Regions from separate parts of the Homo sapiens genome. Here region 1 is linked to region 2. The links are chromatin loops, found by intact Hi-C in ENCODE. Cell type or tissue: IMR-90. All regions are shown on one strand.

Evidence for each region. Hi-C counts contacts between places; a loop is a spot of excess contacts. Peaks named below come from ENCODE experiments on the same cell type or tissue, not always from the same donor. Only the 100,000 strongest peaks of a DNase experiment are listed, where the experiment ranks them.
Region 1: a loop joins it to region 2, with 4 times the contacts of the local background. A loop is called at or near these places in 4 of 110 quality-filtered maps.

The regions. Positions count from the first base shown.
Region 1 is chr4:5,633,687-5,638,686 of GRCh38, reverse strand. The region is part of intron 10 of EVC2 (EvC ciliary complex subunit 2); the gene reads left to right. Among named protein-coding and RNA genes, the nearest start is that of EVC2, 72 kb to the left of the region's middle. In IMR-90, no CTCF peak of the experiment used is centred here; DNase peaks (open chromatin) are centred at 176 and 2,666.
Region 2 is chr4:5,788,396-5,793,395 of GRCh38, reverse strand. The region is part of intron 12 of EVC (EvC ciliary complex subunit 1); the gene reads right to left. Among named protein-coding and RNA genes, the nearest start is that of EVC, 80 kb to the right of the region's middle. In IMR-90, a CTCF peak has its summit at 2,950 (motif pointing right); a DNase peak (open chromatin) is centred at 2,985.

The DNA.
Region 1 (5,000 bases), 150 kb after region 2:
TAAATTAATTTCATGTGGAAAGACCCTTATTCTAAATAAGGTCCTGAGGTTAGGATCTAGGCATATCTTTTTTGGGGGGTGGGAGTGTCACCATTCAGTCCACTGCAGCCTCCCTCACCGACACTGCCCTGTAATGCCCAGTCTATGACTGTGCTGCTCAACATCCCACATCCTTGAGCCGAGCCCTTAGGAAGAATGTATTGAATGCACTGTTCGGTGATTCAGCTCCTAAATGATCCCATTATCTCTCTTTTGATTCTTTCCTAAATCTGTTACAATTTTTTTTTTTTTGTTTTTTGAGATAGAGTCTCACTCTGTCACCCAGATCGCAGTGCAGTGGTGCAGTCTTGGCTCACTGCAACCTCCACCTCCTGGGCTCAAGTGATTCTCTTGCCTCAGCCTCCCGAGTAGCTGGGATTACAGGCGCTTGCCACCACGCCCGGCTAATTTTGATATTTTTAGTAGAGACAGGGTTTTGCCATGTTGGCCACACTGATCTCGAACTCCTGACCTCAGGTGATCCGCCCACCTTGGCCTCCCAAAGTGCTGGGATTACAGGCATGAGCCACCACGCATGGCCAATTTTTTTTTACCTTTAAACGTAATACATGCTCAATAAGGGAGGCTTCGACAGTACCTTAAGGCAGTGGTCAGCAAACAAGGACCCATGAGCCCAATCTTACCCAGCTTGTTTTTATGTGGCCTGCAAGTTGAGAATGTTTTTTTACATTTTTAAAGAGTTTTAAAAATCAAATACACAAACAAGAATACATAACAGAGACCTCAGGTGACAAACTCTAAAATATGGCCCCTTACAGAAAGGCTGTCTGATTTCAGAACCAAAGCTGAAAAAGAAAAAGCCCTGAAAAAAAAAAAAAAGAGAGAAGCCCATCCCACAACTCAGTGGCAGAGGATCATTCATTCTGCCCATTGTTGAGTTTCTATTGTATACCTAACCCTGGAGATACAGGGATGGCTCAGGCAGCCTTCACACCTGCCCTCAGTTGCCAGCATACATTTTAGCCTTTTGCTTTATCCATTTATTTTTATAAAGTAAGGATTATGCAGTTTGTATAGTTGTATATATGTCTTATTTTCACTTTACATCACAGTATACACATTTGCTGATTTTATTAAATACTCTTAAAAAATACGATGTGTAACAATAACAGCTCATCCTTCCTTAGCATGCATGGTGTGTCTGGCATTGTTCCAAGCACATCCCATTGACTCTCTTTAGCGTTCACAACAACTCAGTGAGGTAGGGACTGAGAGGATCTCACTTTGACAGGTGAGGAAACTGAGCTGGGGAAGGTTCACCTGCCCGAGGACAGTCAGCCTCATGTCCAGCAGCATGCCCCCAACCACTGCGCACACTGCCCCCTCCTGCAGTGGAGGTTACGTCCCCCTGCTGTGCGCCCCATGTGAACCCGTCCTGTGGGGCACCTAGAATGTTTCTAGTGGCTTTGCTATCAAAAGACTGCCTGGGGCAATGCTTTTTTATGCGGAGAGCATGAGGATAGGATGCTGGGTCGGTGCCCTACTCCCATCTGTCACGCAGTCCCTCTCCTCCTCAGGGCTTCCTGACCCTGCTCTCTCCAGGGCTTTTCTGCAGCCTGTCTCTCCCACCCACACCACCTTGCAAGCCAGCGTGTATTGGGCAGGCACCATCACTCCGGATGTCCTAGGTCACTCTGTTCAAAGACAAGCAGCCGCCTTATTTGAACCAATCTGTTTCCAGAAATAGTATCTGAGCTGCAGCATTTAATAGAACTAGTTTCCTTCCAGTCCATGCAAGTGATTCCATCTCACAAAACCACAGACTGCTTTATAATTATCCATCATGTGTTATAGTCATCTTTAAATAAAATACATAAAAATATTTTGGATGTATTATTCCACCAAGAATTAGTTTTAAAAAAGAAAAGCAAAAGGAGCAGTATCAGCTTTCCTGAGTAAAGTTTAGTACAGTACAGTCATCCCTCCCTTGATACCCAGGAAGCATTGGTTCCAGGACCCTCCCCACCATCCCACCCCCATGGATACCAAAATCCACAAATTCTCAAGTCTCTGTTATAAAATGGTGTCGTATTTGCACATAACCTACACAAATGCTCCTGTATACTTTAAATCACCTCTGTTACTTGTAATACCTAATACAATGTAAATGTTATGTAGTTATAAATAGTTTGTATAAATGCATAAAAAATAGTTTAGGGAATGTTGTTTAGGGAATAACAACAAGAAAAAAATAGTCTGTATGTGTTCAATACACACAGAAATTTTTGACCTGCAGGTGGTTATATTTATGGATGCAGAACCCACAGATACAGAGAGCTGACTGTAATTAATGTAGAGCTGAAATTTGTTCATACTATAATATTTAAATGCGTATATAATGCCTTATAGTTCTCAAAGCATTTCTCCATTGAGAAACCTTGGGGAGAGTATTGGGGGATATAGGCACAGAAGGCAGGTTGCTGGGGTTTATTTCCTCCCTCTTTTCCTCCAGTAGGCACGTTACCCAGTCACCCTGGGTCTCCTTTCCCCATCCTTAAGACAGGGATAATCATGATGCCTGAGGTCTTAGAGGGCTGTTGTGAGTATAAGTAAGTTAATTCTCGTATAGTACTTCAGCCATTGCTCGGCGCTGAGTCAACCTTGGACAAGGGTTTATTATGATTCATAACTGAATGTAATTTTTAAAGATGCCTGTGGTGTAGAACACAGAATGTGAACTCTTTCTACTTGAAGGTGGGCAAACCGAAGCCCGGAGGGGAAGTGACTGGCAATCCAGCTTCCTGCATCCAGTTCAGAGCTGGGTCCTTCCTCTGGGGTTCGTCTTCTATACCCAGGCTCTCCCCGCTGCTTTTCTGCCACTGAAAGAGGAGGCCCAGCAGATGTCTTGCCCTGGGCTGCCTGAGGCTTTCTAACCCCTGTGTGAGTCTTTGTCCTCAGCACAAGAATTCTGACATTTTCACCGTTTCTGATGGATTTGTTTTTATAAAACATTTTCACAATTTGCCTGTCTTTCTGAGTATGGGGAGTATGACAGCACAGTCGTCACTTTCGAGCGTGATTTCACTTTGTGATGCTGTAGAGTCAACATGCACAGCAGCTGCTGCAGCCAGCCTGATGCAGGCCTGTGCTTCTCACACTGGAACTTCTGTATCCTCCCTTAAGGTTTATGCCCCCTACTCCCTCCATGGGACACTCCCTCCAGGGGACACTTGCTTTTCTAGGTGTTGGAAGCCATAGGATGCATGTGCCTTATCTCCCTGAAGTCTTTTTCATTGAGAAGTTCAATAGTGGGTTGGGGGTGAGTAATCATTACTTTCACATTCCTTTATAATGCACATTTGTGGCCAGGTGTGGTAATCCCAACACTTTGGGATGCCGAGACAGGTGGATCACCTGAGGTCAGGTGTTTGAGACCAGCCTGGCCAACATGGTGAAATCCCGCCTCTACTAAAAATACAAAAATTAGCTGGGCATGGTGGTGGACACCTGTAATCCCAGCCGCTTGGGAGGCTGAGCCAGGAGAATCACTTGAACCCAGAGGGCGGAGTTTGCAGTGAACCAAGATAGCAGCACTTCACTCCAGCCTGGGCGAAAGAGTGAGACTCTGTCTCAAAAAAAAAAAAAAAAAAAAAAAAAGCACATTTGTTGACAGTATTTAAAATATAAACTTTTATTTAAGAAAACCCAGATTTCCAGCTAAAGGATGGGAAGACTGAGCTGTGTTGAGTCCGTATTCCTGCAGAGCCCTTTGGTGGACGGGGTGGAGGCTGCCCCTACAGGCAGGGCGTGCTCTTTGCACTTTGCCCCATTCCCCAGTAGTTCCTAGTGCCTGTCACACCAGGCAGCCTCACTCATTTGGAAACATGACCTCCCCTGTTTGGCAGGCCCAGGGGTGTGCCTCCCCTGCTTTAGGGCTTAGTTTTCTCATCTCTGCCATAGGAGGTTGAACTAGGTCAGGGGTGGAACTCACATCTGCAAGGCTCTGAACTCCCTTTTGAAGTGGGCATGGGAGTCCTGTCCACATGTATTTTAGAGAGTGTTTCACTATGGCACAAATACATCATTGCCTCATACTTTATTCTTCGGCAGAGATATGATTCTAAAAAAGGCCCAAATATTTTATTTTAGGATTTGTGTGTGTGTCTGCTTTTTATCTTGCCTGTGAGAAGCTAAATGGAAATTACCCCGTATTTCATTTCTATTAATTAAAATAAATTGAAGTTTGGGACTTGTCAAATTCTATACTGTCAAAAAAAGAAGGTCGCTTTGATGGATGAACCGACATAACTGGGCACCAGCTAGTCATTCGTAGCGGAATGCCCCTGCGGTGCCCAGACTCAGGGTCCTGACACCCTCCTGGTTGTTGGTGAATTGCATCCTTTGATTTAGATCAAGTCAGCTGTGAATACCATTTCTCTGTAATAGAGTGACTCATTATGTCGAATCTAATCCTTTGTTATAAAATCAGCTTTTTAAAAAGACTGAATTGTTATTTGGTGGGCAAGGCAAGCTATTAGTATGGGCAAGGGTCCTGACAGAGTTGCCAAGAGGATGCACATAAAAGCCTTTGACTTGTAGCCTCATGGCCCCTGCTGTCATCCACTAGGCTTTGCTGTGAGCACCTGCAAGGCAGGGGATGCCATGTGTTGGCCCTTGGACCTCTTTAGAAGGCTCTAAATAATGCTTGTCTTTCTGGCCCAGATTCTGAACAAATCAAACAATAAGTAAAAGGGACTGGAGAGACGGAGAAAGCTAGAGATCAGCATGTCACCTTTGAGAGCTTCTGTGAGTTATTGGAAGTGGAGGTGAGCAGGTCTGTGACTTGGGAAATTGGGGAGCAAGTGATGCTATTTACTGAAACCAGAGAATTCTGGTGGGTGATAGAGCATTCCAACCTTGTTTAGCCTGAAGGAGCTCTGGCCTTTGCCCTGTGCACCGGAGCCCCTTCTGCCTTCCTCGGGCTTCTACTCAGCCCAGCC
Region 2 (5,000 bases):
TAAATATTCTAAATTGAAGTATCTAAAATTTATTTTCTGTGGAGTAAGGAAGGGATCTAATTTTCTCTGGATAAATGGATAACTAATTGTCCCAACAGTGTTTATTAAATAATTTATTTTTTTTCTGGCTTTCCTCTAACGCCACTTTGTCTTGTATAATTAACATATACACACACATCTTGTCCCAGCTTCTGTACTTTGTTCTATTGGTGTGTTTATTTCCGCACCAATACCATGCTTACTAATGTAGCAATTAAATATCAATGCAGCGAGGGTAGGTCCTGCCTTATCCTCTTGTTCAAAGCTGCCTGAGCTATTCTTGGTTGCTTTTCCTTTCATATGACTTTTAGGATCAGCTGGTCAAGTTTAGGGGAAAAAAGACTCTTTGGAATTTTCTCATAATTGGGTTGATTTTACAGATCAATTTGGAGAGAATCGCCATCTTTGGAAAACTGAGTTTTCCACCCCAAAACATGCCATTTCTCTCATTTTTCTTCATGCCTTCAATGACATTCTATAAACGTCTCCCTTAAGCCCTTATACACATTGGTCAACTTATTTTTAGGTACCTTGTGGCTTTTATTCTGAAGATGATCTTTCTTTGTCACTGGGTGTTGCTGGTATGGAGGAAATCTACTGGTTTGGGATACTGATTTCGTATATGGTGACATTTCAGAGCAATCTTCATAGTTGTGACAGTTTGTAGATCCTTTTGGCTTTTCAATAGAGACATTCATATTATCCATAAATATGGTGCATAAAATTCGATGTAGGAGCGTCTGCTCATCCTAACTGACTGTGTTGTTCAGAACAGATCTTTTCACGGCCTGACTTACGGTCTGATCGGTCTGTTATTTTCTGTGAGGTGGGGTATTAAAGTCTTCCATCATGGTTTCAATTTGTTTGTCTTTCAAGTCTGTCCAATTTTGCTTCATGTGTTTTGTGGCTAAATTGTTGTATGTTCCTCTTACACTATGCAATGACTCTCTTTATCCCTAAAAAAAGTTTTCTGCCTAAAGTATAATTCATCAGATCTTAGTATCATGCACTCTCTTTTGGTGGATATTTGCCTGGGATATTGTTTTCCTTAACTTGACTTTCTAACTTTTGATGATCTAGCTGTGTCTCCTGTAATGCCACATAGCTAGATTAGGAAATGTGTTTTTTAGCAATCTGAATGGATCTGCTAGTATTTATTGTGACTAATGGGATGCTTGGACTTATTTCCCACCATCTAATCTTGTCTTTTCTAGATATTATGAAATGTGCATTCTTCCCAATGTTTTTCTCTTTTATTGGATTCATCATTTTTTAGGTGTCTAACCTGCATTTTGGAATACTTTTTTCTCTACCTTGGAAGTCACATATTCTGCTTAGTTATTTTACTCTGTCAATGCACTGCACAGGCCATCAGAGCTCCCCTAAGGCTGAACAGATTGGGTTATCACTTGATGCAGCAAGGGAGAATGTGTAGAGGGGTTAGAAAGGCCCAGGTGTGGGCTGGGGAGGGCTTAATGAAGCCAGGCTTGGCTCAGCCAGGGCGGGGTGTCTGGGCATTTCAGGGGTGGGGAGTTGGACAGTGTTCACGTTGGGTCTGTGTTCAGGTATGGTGGCAGGGTGGTCTCATTTTTGGCTCCATCTTTCATGTAACAGAGGGGCCTCATCATGTGGATGCTCGGTGGTTGGTTGTTCAATAGGAGAACACCCAGGCCCAGCTGTGAGTAACAAGCTGGCTCCTGGATGGGAGGGGCTATTCTTTTCTCTCCCAGGTGATTACTCTTCAGTTTTTAAGTTGTATATTTAATTTGTAAATATAAAGTTCATACTTCTGCCCTCCTCCAGACTAGAAGGAGAAATAAGATTCCAGTGTTCTCTCTGCCTTCCTGGATACTGCTCTTCATTATTTTGGTTCTGCGCTGTTTTCTAAACTCTTCATCTAAAGCGCTCCTTTCTAAACTCTTCAGTTCATTGTTTGAATCATCAATGTTCCTTTGCCCAATATTATTTCTTATTTCCCTCTCACTCCCTCTGTTCTCACTTACTGTTTTGAAAATTGTCTATTTTATTTCTTCAGAATTAGATACCTTCTACTCCTATAGGATTTTGTCATCCTATTCTCCATGTCTCTTCTTCTATATTTTCCATCTCTTTAGATCTCTGAGCTGTGTTCCAGGACCACCTTCTCACATTTATCTTCTAGTTCGCACATTGTTTCTTTAGCCACAATTTAATCTGCTATTCCATTAACTAATCCAATTAGATTTCTGTTTTCATTACTATAATTTTCTTTTTTTCTTTTTGAGATGGAGTCTTGCTCTGTTGCCCAGGCTAAGTGATCTCCTGTGAGATCTCGGCTCACTGCAAGCTTCACCTCCCGGGTTCAAGCGATTCTCCTGCCTCAGCCTCTGGAGTAGCTGGGATTACAGGCACCCGCCACCACGCCCAGTTAATGTTTTGTATTTTTAGTAGAGACAGGGTTTCACCATGTTGGACAGGCTGGTCTTGAACTCCTGACCTCAAGTGATCCATCTGCCTCGGCCTCCCAAAGTGCTGAGATTACAGGCATGAGCTACCACTCCCAGCCTCATTACTATAATTTTCATTCATAAAGTATATTTTTTCAGTGTCTTGTTTTGTTTCACAGTGTCTTGTTTTTAGGGCTATTAATCTCCTCTGTTTTTAAAAGAACACACATTACAAAGCCCATTCTAATGAGGTCCAAGGTCACACAGCTAATAAACAGTGGGGCAGGAACTGAAATCTGCATCTTTCTGTCTCCAAAGCTCCAATATTTTCTAAATCCACCATGCTCCTCCCTGACGATCTCACATCACCAGATGCACCTAAGTCAGCAAGACCATGCTACAACCAAGGACTCCATCCTTAAGGTGAGAGTCAGTCCCTTTTCCATGGCTTTGTAAAAGGCTGTACCTCTGGCATCCTGGAGATGGCGCACGCTGCATTTGGAATGCAGATTAAACACAGAGGCCTGGACAGAAGCACTTGCAGCCTAGACTTCAGTTCTGGTGGATGCTGTGATTCATAACACTTGCACTTAACTCTCACAAAACTACACTGTGCTATCTGGAACATTTCATTAACTCCCATCTCTGATTCCTCTTGTAAGGAGTTTACAATAATCTATTGGAGTGCTAGGGAAACCAGAATATTCTAGAAAATTCTGCACAGTCATCGTTGTCTTTTTTTTTTTTTTTGAGATGGAGTCTCACTCTGTCACCCAGGCTGGAGTGAGGTGCTATGATCTCAGCTCGCTGCAACCTCCGCTTCCCGAGTTCAAGGGATTCTCCTGCCTCAGTCTCCCAAGTAGCTGGGATTACTGGTGCATGTCACCATGCCCGACTCATTTTTGTATTTTTAGTAGAGATGGGGTTTCGCTATGTAGGCCAGGCTGGTCTCGAACTCTTGATCTCAGGTGATCTACCTGCCTTGGCCTCCCAAGGTGCTGGGATTACAGGCGTGATCCACCATGCTTGGCCAGTCTTGATTCTTTGAAAGGTGAGTCTGCATTGCCACTAAAGTATATAGGGGTCTTTGCTGCGTGTTTTGAGAATGCAGCTTAAACTAGCAACAGGATTCGATGATGATCGATAAGGTCAAGATCTCTGGACCAGATGGTGCCTGCAGCTGTTACATAAACCTCTTCAGCATTATCAAATGCAGGCTTGTAAATGCTTACATTCAGAAGAGGTGCTTCCTCGGGCTAGAGTGCTGGTCATTGCTACCAGGTCATTTTGTGGCCTCAAGTAAGTTTTACTCTTTGTTTCAAACTCTCATGTATTATGGGGAGAAAGGGAAAGATCTATTGATTGATGCCTAGCATGTGCTGAAAGTTTGTTAGTGTCCTCCTAGAAACAGGGAGGGTTTTTAGGTGGGGTGGACTCTACAATCAACTCCCGAGGCAAACACTGGAGTGCTGGGGGTGAGGGGGGCATTGCAGTTTTAAACAGCATGGTCAGAGTAGGCCTTGCTGTGAAGGTGACATGGAGCAAAGACCAGGAGCAGGACAGAGTAAGGCAGGAACGTGCCCAGAAAGCCAGAGGAGTGCAAGGAACCACTGGGGCTGGGGGCAGCATGCAGTTGCGGTCAGAGGGCAGCCAGGGCCTGACATGGTGGGCTTTGCAGAGTGTGGCGAGGACTCTGACTTTCATGCTGTGTGAAATGAGAAGCCATTGGGGGTTCTGCAGAGAAGCAACACGATGTGACTTAGTGTTCCCTATCAAATCTATTGTGCTGACGACTGTAAGATGCCCAATTATTTCCAGTATCACTAACAGAGAAAAGTCACTGCCAATTAAAGTGTATCTTGATTTCAGGGATGTTAAAATATTTTTAAATATGTATCCTAAAAATTAGTGGCATACAGGATGTCTTAAAACAGGGACGTCCAATCTTTTGACTTCCCCGGGCCACACTGGAAGAACTGACTTGGGCCACACACAGAATGCACTAACACGAATGACAGCTCAGGAGCTAAAACAAACGTGAAAAAATCTCATGATGTTTTAAGAAAGTTTATGAATTTGTGTTGGGCTGCATGCAGCCTGTGGGTTGGACAAGCGTGTCTTAAACGTATCACTCTGGGTGGGGGTTGAGAATGGAGGTAAAGCAGTTGGTCAGCTGTTGCAGTAACCCAGACAAGAGTGGTTTTGACCAGGGTGCTAAGAGGGGAGGTGCTGAATAGTGGTTACATTCAGGATTAGACGGAAGGCAAAATCAATGGGATTTCTTGTCCACCGATGTAGGGTGTGAAAGAAAGAGGAGTCGAGGATGACCCCAAGGTTTTTGCCCTAATTTAGTAGAAAAATGGAGGAAGGCTGTGGGTAAGGCAGGTTGGCAGGAAGAGCAACGGCTGTTTTTGACACACCCATTTCTCATGTCTATCAATCATCTAAATGGAGACTTCATGTAGATCTGAGTTCAGGAATGATCCTGAGCTGAGCATGTAAATTTGGAAGCTGTTGGCTCTCAGTCCAACGACC